Regions from separate parts of the Homo sapiens genome. Here region 2 is linked to region 1. The links are chromatin loops, found by intact Hi-C in ENCODE. Cell type or tissue: PC-9. All regions are shown on one strand. Each heading gives the region's core, and the rest is flanking DNA. Links, peaks and the distances in the headings are about the cores only. Region 1 has its middle 270 kb from the start of LINC02220. Region 2 has its middle 350 kb from the start of LINC02220.

Region 1 (5,352 bases), core at 353-5,352:
TATGTGCATATTGCATGAGCCAACTATACACATATGTATGTATATACACGTATGTATATACACGTGTATATACACATGTATATACACACGTATATACACGTGTATATACACGTGTATATACACGTATATAGACATTTATATGTATGTGTATAGAGATATATGTGTATATGTGTGTGTGTGTGTATATATATATATATATAGAGAGAGAGAGAGAGACTATTTGTGTACCCTCAGAGGCAAAAGTTCAGGAGGACATGGCAGATGAGCACAGATTTTGAGATGCCTTGAGGATTATCCTCACTTGCTCCCCATTAACCAATAAGAAAGGCTTTCTTAGCCTTCAAGAACTTGAAACTTGGCATTCAAGCTTCAATTAACCAGTTGGTACTGCCAACTTTCTACCTTTCAGACAAGTTTTCGCCTCTTCATTGTGAGGGCTGTTCACATCCTCTTTCCCTCCTACTTGAAAAATGTGAAGATGAAGGTGCATTTCAGTAGTTGAGGGCATGTAGAGTGAGCTGATGCTAGGTAACTTAGGCATGCTTCAATTGAATAGTAAACCTCAAACAGACCAAGTCAGAGGCCTAACTGTAAGAGAGAAGAGGAAGAGTTTCAAAGTTGAGAGAAAACATTCTCGAAGTCTTGGAAATTACCTTTTGTTGTACTAGAGAGAATAGAGATAAATGACAAATCATGTTCAGGCTGATGCAGTTTCTTCCTAGAAATGATGTAAGCCACTTTTGTCCAAATGTCTTTAGTCAAAGCAAGTTCACCTGTCTACTCTGGAGTTGACATGAATAGATATCTATCCCCAAAATGGTAGATAATATCTCTCTCTATATATGTAGAGAGAGAGATAGATATGTGTGTGTGTGTTTATGTATACACACACATATACACACACGTGTATATATATAGACACATATATATGCACACATGTATATATGTATATATAAAAATACATATATGTGGGTATTTATAATATACATATATGCATATATAATACATATATAAAATAACATAATATGCATATATATCTCTCCACCTTGTTGCTATTGTTCCCTATGGGCTCATATTTTTCACTCTCATTAAAGTAGCCATTTTGCCAGGCTGTTGGGAATGAGTGATGGAGATAACACCTCTTCCACCCTACCCAGCTTGTTTTTCTATGCACAGCCAGAATAGGGTGTCAGCCTTTCCTCTTTCTTTTTCTCACTCCCTTATAAAACTACTGCACAGGGAAACTGCTTTTCCAGATGCTAGTCCAGACACAGCCTTTTACTTCTTTTGCGCTATGTAATGTTTATTTTTATTCAGCCTCATATAGAAGAGTTAATTCCCTTCCCTTCTGCAGCATCCTTAACAATTATGGTTGACAGTAAGTGGTTTCTGCAAATCTGCTGCTGGAGGCTGAAGTCTACACAACAGGCAGTGAGGAAGGGAACTGAGGGTGAGGCAGGAGAGAACAACAGCTGATACCCAAAGCAGAAGCTGGAGCCTGCCAGTTCTTCCGTGTCAGTTCTTCTGGCCTCTGACCTAGGTGCAATGGGTATCCTATAGAAGCCAGGGCTCTTTGTCATAAAGCTAAACACACACACACATGGTCTCAAAGTTGGAGAAGCCAAAGTAGAATCCAGGGAAAGAAGAAGCAGTGGCAGCCTTGGTTGTTTTTCATACCAGTGATGTGAAACAACAGATCGGCAACATTCTGTGTGAGCCAAAAAGTCTGGTGCTTCGTGTCCACCCTCCAAATCTTGCATAGAAATATCTTTTGTGGCTCACTTTAACAGAAACATATGGTATCCATCAGAGGACAATCAAATATAGTCAATGTCAAAACTTTTGCCTCAGATCATCCCGAGGCTTTGAGTCTGGTTAATGGAAAATGGTAGACATTACTCAAAAATAGGGATGACAAGAGAAAGACTGTGGTTTTAAGAGTGGTAGAAGCTGGCTAGATCAAGTGCCATTAGCCTTGGGTAGCTCTCCTGTGAAAATAGAGCTTGCTGAGCATTCATGATACTTTCAGAAAGTACCTAAAATATACCTTTTAAATAACTTCTGGACAGATCTACTCAGAAACCCATGAGACCTACTTCTATGCAACACAGCCTCACACACCTGCTCTATGTGGTTGGAACTGTCACCTGACTGGTTGTAATAGAAACCAAACAACTTTATTTTTCACAAACTTTTCTATCAGGTCTTAGAGTCAAAGAATGACAAAGATAAAGAGGAGATGAATACTTTGTGAGGAAGCACAGCAGTATTGCTGGAAATTCAATCCTCATTGTTCATTAAGAATTTTTTTTCTAAGATGTTCACTAACACAGGATTTTGCTAAAAAGAAAAGAAAAATGTTGACAGCATAACAAAAAATGTGAGGCAAACAGTATAAGAACAGGGTAAAAACTATGCTTAAAAGTTTCCTCTTTAACAAAATAAGCAAATATTCCTTTTTAAATAAGTATCAAATATCATTTTGTGAATACTGTCTATTTTATTGGAAGACACTGTTTTAATTTAAGCTTCTGGTTCTGTACTTTCTATTTCTGAGCAACAAATTGCTACAAACTTAGCATCTTAAAAAGGCAGAAGTTTATTATCTCAAGTTCTGTATATCAGAAGTCCAGCTTTCATCAGATGGGTTCTTGTTTAGGGTCTCACAAGGGTAGCATTAAGAAGTTAGCTGTGCTGAACTCTTATTTGGAAGCTCTGGGAGGTCGGGGGGAACCTGCTTCCACGCTCATTAAGATTGTTGGCAGCATTTATTACCTTGCAGATAGAGGGTTGCGATCTCTGTTTCCATGCTGGTAATCAGGTCAGAAGTTGCTCTCAGCTTCTAGAGATTACTAACTGGTCCTTGCACATGGATTCCCTCCACCTTTAAGGCTAGAAACAATGTCTAGAATTATTCTTGTGCTTCCAGTCTCTACAAATTCCTCTTCTTCCCTCAGGCAGAGAAATCTCTGCTTTTAAAGGGCTCATATGGTTAAAAAAAGGTTCACTAAGGTAATCTCCCTCTTTTTGTCATATAAGGTAATACAGTCATAATCATAGGAGTAGCAGTAGGGGCTGAAGGTCAAGGGATCATCTTAAAATTCTACCTACCACAGGTTTCAAAATCTATGACCAGATAGACTCAAGCTAAGTAGGTTTGGACAAACTTAGACGTGTACTAACCTCAATTAATTAAATGAAATATAGCAATGAGTAATATTGCACTTAATGTGACCATTAAATGAAAATTTATCAACTCTCCCTAAGAGGCTTGTCAGAATATGTGACCTACTTTTTGGAATTTGGTCAGGCACAAAAATGAGTCATTCGTAATTCAGAAGGTTGAAAATCTCTCAATGTGATCTTTGCTAAAATTTAATGGACTATACATCTATAAAACTTTTGCTTGGTGTCTCACTGTGGTTTGCCTCTCATAGTGGCTTTCCTAATTTTCTTGACATGCATGAACTTGAGATAGTACAAGTCTCCTTAAATCCTATAAACAGAAAATATTGCTGGAAATCTATGATTGAAAGATGGTGAACACAGAATATATATATATTTCTTTCTTAATTTTATGTTGAAAATTTAATCTTATATGAAGATGATGGGAGCTCATAGGTGTATCTAAAGCTCCAGGAAGTTAGAATACAGAGGAAGAGCTTACAGATGAAGCTTCACTATAATGAGACACCAGTTGTGGATAATATTAATAAAATAATGTCCCCTTTTCTTTAGGCACAATTTCCTCATCTTTGCATCTGTTTCCATGATAGTTCCCATGATTTTGAAAGTGACAAAACCAAGGACACTGGCCATTTCATAGAGGATAGGATTCGTAAAATATTTCACTGAAAAGTAAGATTCTGTCAGAGGTGTGTGAAACCAGAGCAACTCCATCTTGAACAGGAGTTGGGTAAAATGAGGCTGAGATCTACTGGGCTGCATTCCCAGATGGTTAAGGCATTCTAAGTCACAGGATGAGATAAGAAGTGGCACAAGATGCAGGTCATAAAGACCTTGCTGATAAAACAGGTTGAGGTGAAGAAGCTGGCCAAAACCTGCCAAAACCCACCAAAACCAAGATGGCCACGAGAGTGACCTCTGGTCGTCCTCACTGCTACACTCCCACCAGCACCATGACAGTTTATAAGTGCCATGGCAATGTCAGGAAGTTACTCTATATGGTCTAAAAAGGGGAGGCATGAATAATCCGCCCCTTGATTACCATATCATCAAAAAATAACTATAAAAGTGGGCAACCAGCAGCCCTTGGGGCTGCCCTATGGAGTAGCCATTCTTTATTCCTTTACTTTAATAAACTTGCTTTAACTTTATAGAGTCACCCTGAATTTTTCTTGTGCAAGATCCAAGAACCCTCTCTTGGGGCCTGGATCGGGACCCCCATCCTGTAACATCTTTCTGTTGACCATGGAAGGGACTATAGTGAGGAAAGCCCTGACCCAAAGGCTAACTTTGGGCAAGTGGTGGCGTCGTGTAATTCCATTCTGTTGAAATAGCTAAACCAACTTAAGAAACCTTCCTGACATCACATTTCTCCTTTTGATCTAGATTCTCATCCTAGTACTTAATTGGCTACTTGCTCTCCCATAGCTAATGTGAGAAATCTGTGACCATACATATGTACATAAGCAGCAAGCCTTTCACTTGACGTGTGCTTAACTACCTGAAGATTTCTCTCTAGAGCTTTTGAAGTTCAGTTACCCCAGGAGGGTGTAGCCAGTCGGTGATTGTCTCAAATTTATACTGGACTCTGCTAAACTAAACCTGACTTAGTTTTATTCTATCTTAATCTCTTTCTTATTCTGTCACATCCTCTCTGTATTTATCTTCCTTCAAACACCTCACATCTTCCCTTCAAATGATACTGGTTTCCATGTCTTCAATGTGTACCTTCATTCAGTCTACAATAGTTCACTGATCAAATTATGTAATGCTTTATCTTGCTAGATCATCAAGATTCCTTGTTATATTTAGAGTCACATGTGGTCTGCAAATACAGAACAAAATAGAATACATTAGGAAAAAAGATACATAATTCATTGCATAGGCAACGCTGCAGATAATTTTTTTTTGGCCAAATGGAAATATTTGGCCAAACGGAAAAAATTTTTCCTGAATCAAGATTCTAATATTGAAAGCTGTCCTTATCACACATACTCATTGATCTAGATATGGGATTTTTAAAAAATAACTTTTTTGTGTGTTTTGTTAGAGCTTTCTATGTCTCATTTAACATCCTCAACAATGTGATGAGGTAATGTTTAGAGGATATGATACAGAAGCTTTGAAAAAGACAGCCCCTTAATGTCCCTTCAGCTTGACTAGTCT
Region 2 (5,390 bases), core at 280-5,279, 72 kb before region 1:
TGTGCCAGGGAGCTTCTCCTAGCTCCACTTCAGACCCCAATGCACCATTGCCCAGTTTGGCTCCTCTCTGTTCTCTGTGGGTCCTCTCACTTCCTCTGCGAATCCTGACTGGTCCCTTAGATGATTCCTTTTGAATAGCTGCTATTTACTCACCACTTTGTTTCCTCTCTGTGAGAGTGGTGTACCCTAGCTGCCTCTAGTCAGCCATCTTGCATCTCCATCAGTCACTTTCTTTATAGTATTAATTTGGCCTAGGAAATTGAATCCCTTGTATTTTGCAATATAATTATAGAGTCAAACTGGAATGGAAAGGTTGACTCGGCAATTTCTCCAATTAAGATTATATCAAAGGCTTGCACCACTGACACATTCGTTTCGCTCATCCACATCCTGGATACAAAACCTCAGTTTAACAATACATGTCTGGATTCCCACTACAAGAGTTTCGAATATATACTAGTTTTATTCAAAAAATAAACTAGAATATAGCCTTGAGAGAACTCAAATTCACATGATAAACTATATTTTAATTTTTCAACCAATACTATTGGCAATGTTTAAAAGGGAGCCTTAAATTAAGATATCCCCCAAAATTAAGTACATTGAAAGCTTATTCTAATAATCCTTGACATGTCAATAGGTCAGTAAAAAAGATGTTTCCAAAATCACATTCACAATATATTTAATATTAATGTATTTCCATAGTATCCAGAGTCTTGTTCTGAGGGTGTTTCACATTCAGTATGAACCTAAGGGATAGCATCACTCATTCATCAAACATTCATAGGACCCTACAAATAAAACACTATTTTAGTTACTAGGGATTCAAAGAAGGCAATGTTACTCATACTTTGAAGGAGGCGTATGTGTAAATTAATGATAGTGATACAATGTAACACACAAATTTTTACTAAGCTGGGTCTGGTGTGTTGGAATAGACATAAGGTTGTACTTGATTTACCTTCCAAGAACTAGTAGACTATTTTCAATAAGAAAATGTGGAAGAATATTCTAGCCAGAGGGAACAGCACAAGTGATAGTTCAAAAGCATAGCAGTGTGTGGACAATTTGGGGCCTAGCACAGATCATACTTGGTTGGAGAAAGAACTATTCATACAAGGGGCAAATAGTATAGCTAAAGGTAGGTTTGAGCAGGATATTCATCCAAGTAACGGATATTTTGGAATTCTAGAGCTGATGGAAATGAAAATAGACTCTAATAGGCAGACTGATTCAACCAGCAATGATTTCCCAGGAAATGCAAATATGAAAGTCGTGTTGAGCACGTATAATTGCATCGTTCCAGTTCTGCCACTGATAATTTGGGTGATCTCTGCCAATTCATCCAGTCTCCACACACTAATCAGGTGAAGTAGCTGAATCAGAGGATCTGTAAGCCTAGTTATAGCTTTAAAAGAAGCAGGAGTTCTGAGATGACCAGTTTCGTTGTTACTGGGTACTAGAATATATGCATATATTTCATCATGTATATGTGTTGAGGAAAAAGCTCTCTCAATCTGTGTTTTTCCTCTGCCCTCACACCACCATAGCAATCATCAACACACAAGTGGACTTCTCTGACCAAAGGTGTGGGTTTTTTTCCCCCACACACCAAGCAGTGGGCACCACCAGCTGGGTGTCCTCCAATTTAATTTTGGCACTATCTGCCTGGTGATAGTGTCAGATCCCACAGGTTGATAGCATTGTTTCCAAGACTGTTCCCCCTACCTTCAGACACCAGTAGCAAATATGGGCCTGTAGAACTTCTGACTAATGAGCTTCAAGTTGTAGTCCCCATGACCCCTTCTTTGGGTTCAGTTAATTTGCTGGGGTGGCTCACAGAACTCAGGGAAACATGTTTACTGGTTTATTATAAAGGATGTCACAAAGGATACAGGTGAAGAGATGCATAAGGTGAGGTATGGGGGAAGGAGAGCAGAGCTTGCATGCCCTCCTTGGGTGCACCACCCTCCAGGTAGGTCCACATGCTCAGCTATCTGGAAGCTCTCTGACGCTGTCCTCTTGGGGTTTTCACAGAGGCTTCATTACATAGGCTCGATTGATGACCATGTGAAAGTGTGATTAGGCAAAAATCACATGATCTAAACCCAGCAAGGCCCATCTGTTCAGGTTTTTCTTGTCCTGTCTGTGAAGCATTCCTTCCTCTAGGGTGTGGGGCAAAACTCTCTCTGGAATGAAGGTCTGTTGACCCACAATCAGATTAAAGAAGGTGGGCAGGTGAAAGAGGGACAGGAGGGAGAGAGAGGGAGAGATTCTGGTTCCTGAGGCCTGTTCCTGAGGCCTAAAGCACCCCTTGTACCAAGGGTTGTGGGAGTTATAAGCCAGGAACCATGGAATGAAAACCTCTCTCTCTCTCTTTCTCTCTCTATCTACCCACCCACACACATATATGTACACACACACACACACACACACAATCATAATATAACAATATGCATACTGTTCTCTCAGAGAAACCAATTAGTGATGGTAAGCACAGACATGTGATACACTCTTTGATATTTTTTTATTAGTATTTAAAGACCTTGAGTTATCTAAAGTCTCCTACTGTAGTGGACATTTAGTATATAGTTTTAGATACCTAGCATCTCTTGAATGTTTCTCATATGTGAGAATTTTCCATCTTAAGAGTCCCACGTCCTCAAGATATAAGCTGGGAACTCACTTTCCCACTTCCTTTTCAGCTGGAGCTTAGCATATGACCTCAGCTTCATCATCCACATGTATCTGACCAAAATTTCATTTTGCAAGAGAGCTGCAAAAGTAGAAATCCATGTGGCAGAGATACTCTCTTTTCTTGTTGGCCATTGGAGCAGTCCTCACAGAGGATTCCCACCCAGCATCAATAATGCAAGCTCAAGTGTCCCTGCCACTGATGGCAGCAACCAGATTTTACTGCAGCCACCTGCCAGTGGGACTTGGGCATGTAACCTAGCTGTACAGTGTCCAAGGGTAGTTCTTGATCCTCCTGAAAGGTCTGTGTGCTACCTATATTGCTTAATAAATTTCTGTCTACTAGCGAAACTAGTGAGAAACTTATTTACAACTAAGAGTCCTTTCTGATCTGGAATCTGACCTCCTTTTCCCTGAACCCTCTGTTTTGCCGAACTCCTTGGAACTGCTGGACAGGTATAGCTTTCCAGAATGAGTCAGTGCCAGCAGGCTTTTCCCCTTGTAATAAATTAAAATGTGTTTCTTTTTGTGTGACCTTTCAATGATGACAAAAGTGGCCAGTGTTCAAGTAAACCATTTCAACATTCAGCTATGAGTCAATCTCATGTTATTAGGTTTCTCTGCTGTCTGCCTTCTCACGCCAAAAACTGATGTAGAAAATTGATATAAGGAAATAGCTGCTAAGCCTTAAAATCTCTCGATAGAGTGATAGAAATGGTAATGAACAGAGGAATTAGAATGAATCCAGAGAAATTGGACCTTTGATGAGAACAACTACAAAAACAAAACAATTGGAAGGGAAGAAAGTAAATGAAAGTATAATGAGGGTTGGTAATTGTCAGCCTGGAGCTCTCAAATTGGAAAGAATTCTGTCCATTTAAATTTGTCTCAGGAGCCACCATGCCTTAAATTGTACCACTCAAGTGTACTTTATTTTGATTAATTACTGTTCTCTCCAGTTACCTTTCTGACAATGACTATGTCAAGCACAGATAACCCACCAAGTCATTAACAACTCCTTGGGACCTTGAGCCGGGGAGTGTCTTAAGATTCTCATTGGCTGGTTTAGCATCCTTCCCTCATAACCCCCACCTTTTTAATTGTACCCTACTTTCTTTCCTGGCCCTATCACTCTCTTTTTCCTGGAAGAGTGCTCTACCTAGAATCTCCCATCCCGTTTTCATAGGCATTCATGGGTGTTTCTAAAGATTCACATTCCCTGTGTAATAAGAGTTTTGCTTCCCCAAAGATGTGAAACCTCTAGATAGGGCAGATTGGTGTCTTTTACTTTTCCCATCTTTCATATCTGCCCCAAATCTGCAAGTCCTATGGAGAGACACCTTTAGTTTTGCTTTAACCAAATTTTCTTATAGCACATGGCATCAAAGGGTACCATGAGGCTCTAGTAAAGGCTTACACTAATAGGCTCATGTGCTGTCTCTGTTCATGCCTTTTAGGCTATTGAGCCTGACTTTGAATCACCTTAAGGTCCTTTGCATTTTATTCTTTCCACATTTCTGTCTTCTTAGACACCTTACTTCTGTCTTCCCATAGCCCTTTTCCCACCCAGAATTGACATATGAAATGCATTTTGGAGGATTATGTGGACATGCATATGGTTACCTAGGTTCAGCATATGTTTGTGTAGTGGCTTCTATAGCCCGTAAACATATATAGAGTTCTACGTGAATTCAACTCTCTGGGGTTATATATCAGGATAAGCAAGCAGTTCATGAGGGCCCTGGGCAGAGTATATGTTGTGCAAAGTAGCAGTTCTCAACGTTTTTCTCCATGGAGTGCCCATGACAGATGCACTTTTGAGGAACAGTCCCCTATTGGCAATTCTCAGTGGGTCCATTTTTCCCTCTTCGAGACAGGGCAACCAAATGTGCTGTCCATTAAAGAGATTTTAGGTATTCACTGAAGTCTGCTTTCAATTTAAATGTCAGTCATTCACAAATTTTAACTAGTGTTGGTAACAGACACTTATGATAGCCCGCACTATTGACTAGAACACACTGGCAAGAGGTGGCACTTCAGCCTCAGGTTCTGTGACTTGATTTCTTGCCTATCTGTCTACTGTCTCCCATCTTTCCTGTACTCACTATGCCTTGGTTACCCTGTGGGTCTTCTAGTCTCACCCTTCTGTCATTGCTTCCTCTTTTGGCATGTATTTCACATATAAAATGTAATATAAAAGCTGCTCTCTCTTAGGTAATTTTAGAACTGACTGCACAGAATTTTCAGAATTATATAATACAGTCAGCTCTTTTCTTCTCTGCTAGGAAGGAATGAGCTATTCTGGTTTGATTCATCCATCCATACCTAGACTCACTCACAGCCTTACCTTACCCAATGAGTTATTTGCGAAATAGATGAATAAGACACTGGCCAACTCTTGACTTTCAACAAGGCTGGGCTTATGTTCTAGAGTAGCAGCAAATGCTGACCTTCACAGCAGGTAGCAGACAACTCTACTTTGTAAGGGTCCAGAAGGGACGCAGCTAAGCATGTTTCACTACAGTGCACAGGTGAGATGGAGCAAGTCTGTATAACTTCATTTTCTGCCTCTCTGCTGTGATTTTCCTGGGCCACACGCCTGCAGGGCTGCTGAAAATAATTAGATACGGGGTAGGGTGAGTTCTCTCCTTTATCTCTTCACCAATTCAGTGAAAGTCAAACCATATTTGTGAGGA

The links. Hi-C counts contacts between places; a loop is a spot of excess contacts. Peaks named below come from ENCODE experiments on the same cell type or tissue, not always from the same donor. Only the 100,000 strongest peaks of a DNase experiment are listed, where the experiment ranks them.
Region 2: it touches region 1 in a loop (3-fold over the local background); 1 of 110 quality-filtered maps calls a loop at or near these places.

What each region holds. Positions count from the first base shown.
Region 1 is chr5:13,304,432-13,309,783 of GRCh38, reverse strand. No RefSeq gene overlaps it. Among named protein-coding and RNA genes, the nearest start is that of LINC02220, 270 kb to the right of the region's middle. In PC-9, for the core only: no CTCF peak of the experiment used is centred there; no DNase peak of the experiment used is centred there.
Region 2 is chr5:13,376,111-13,381,500 of GRCh38, reverse strand. No RefSeq gene overlaps it. Among named protein-coding and RNA genes, the nearest start is that of LINC02220, 350 kb to the right of the region's middle. In PC-9, for the core only: no CTCF peak of the experiment used is centred there; a DNase peak (open chromatin) is centred at 3,210; H3K27ac peaks cover 1,357 bases.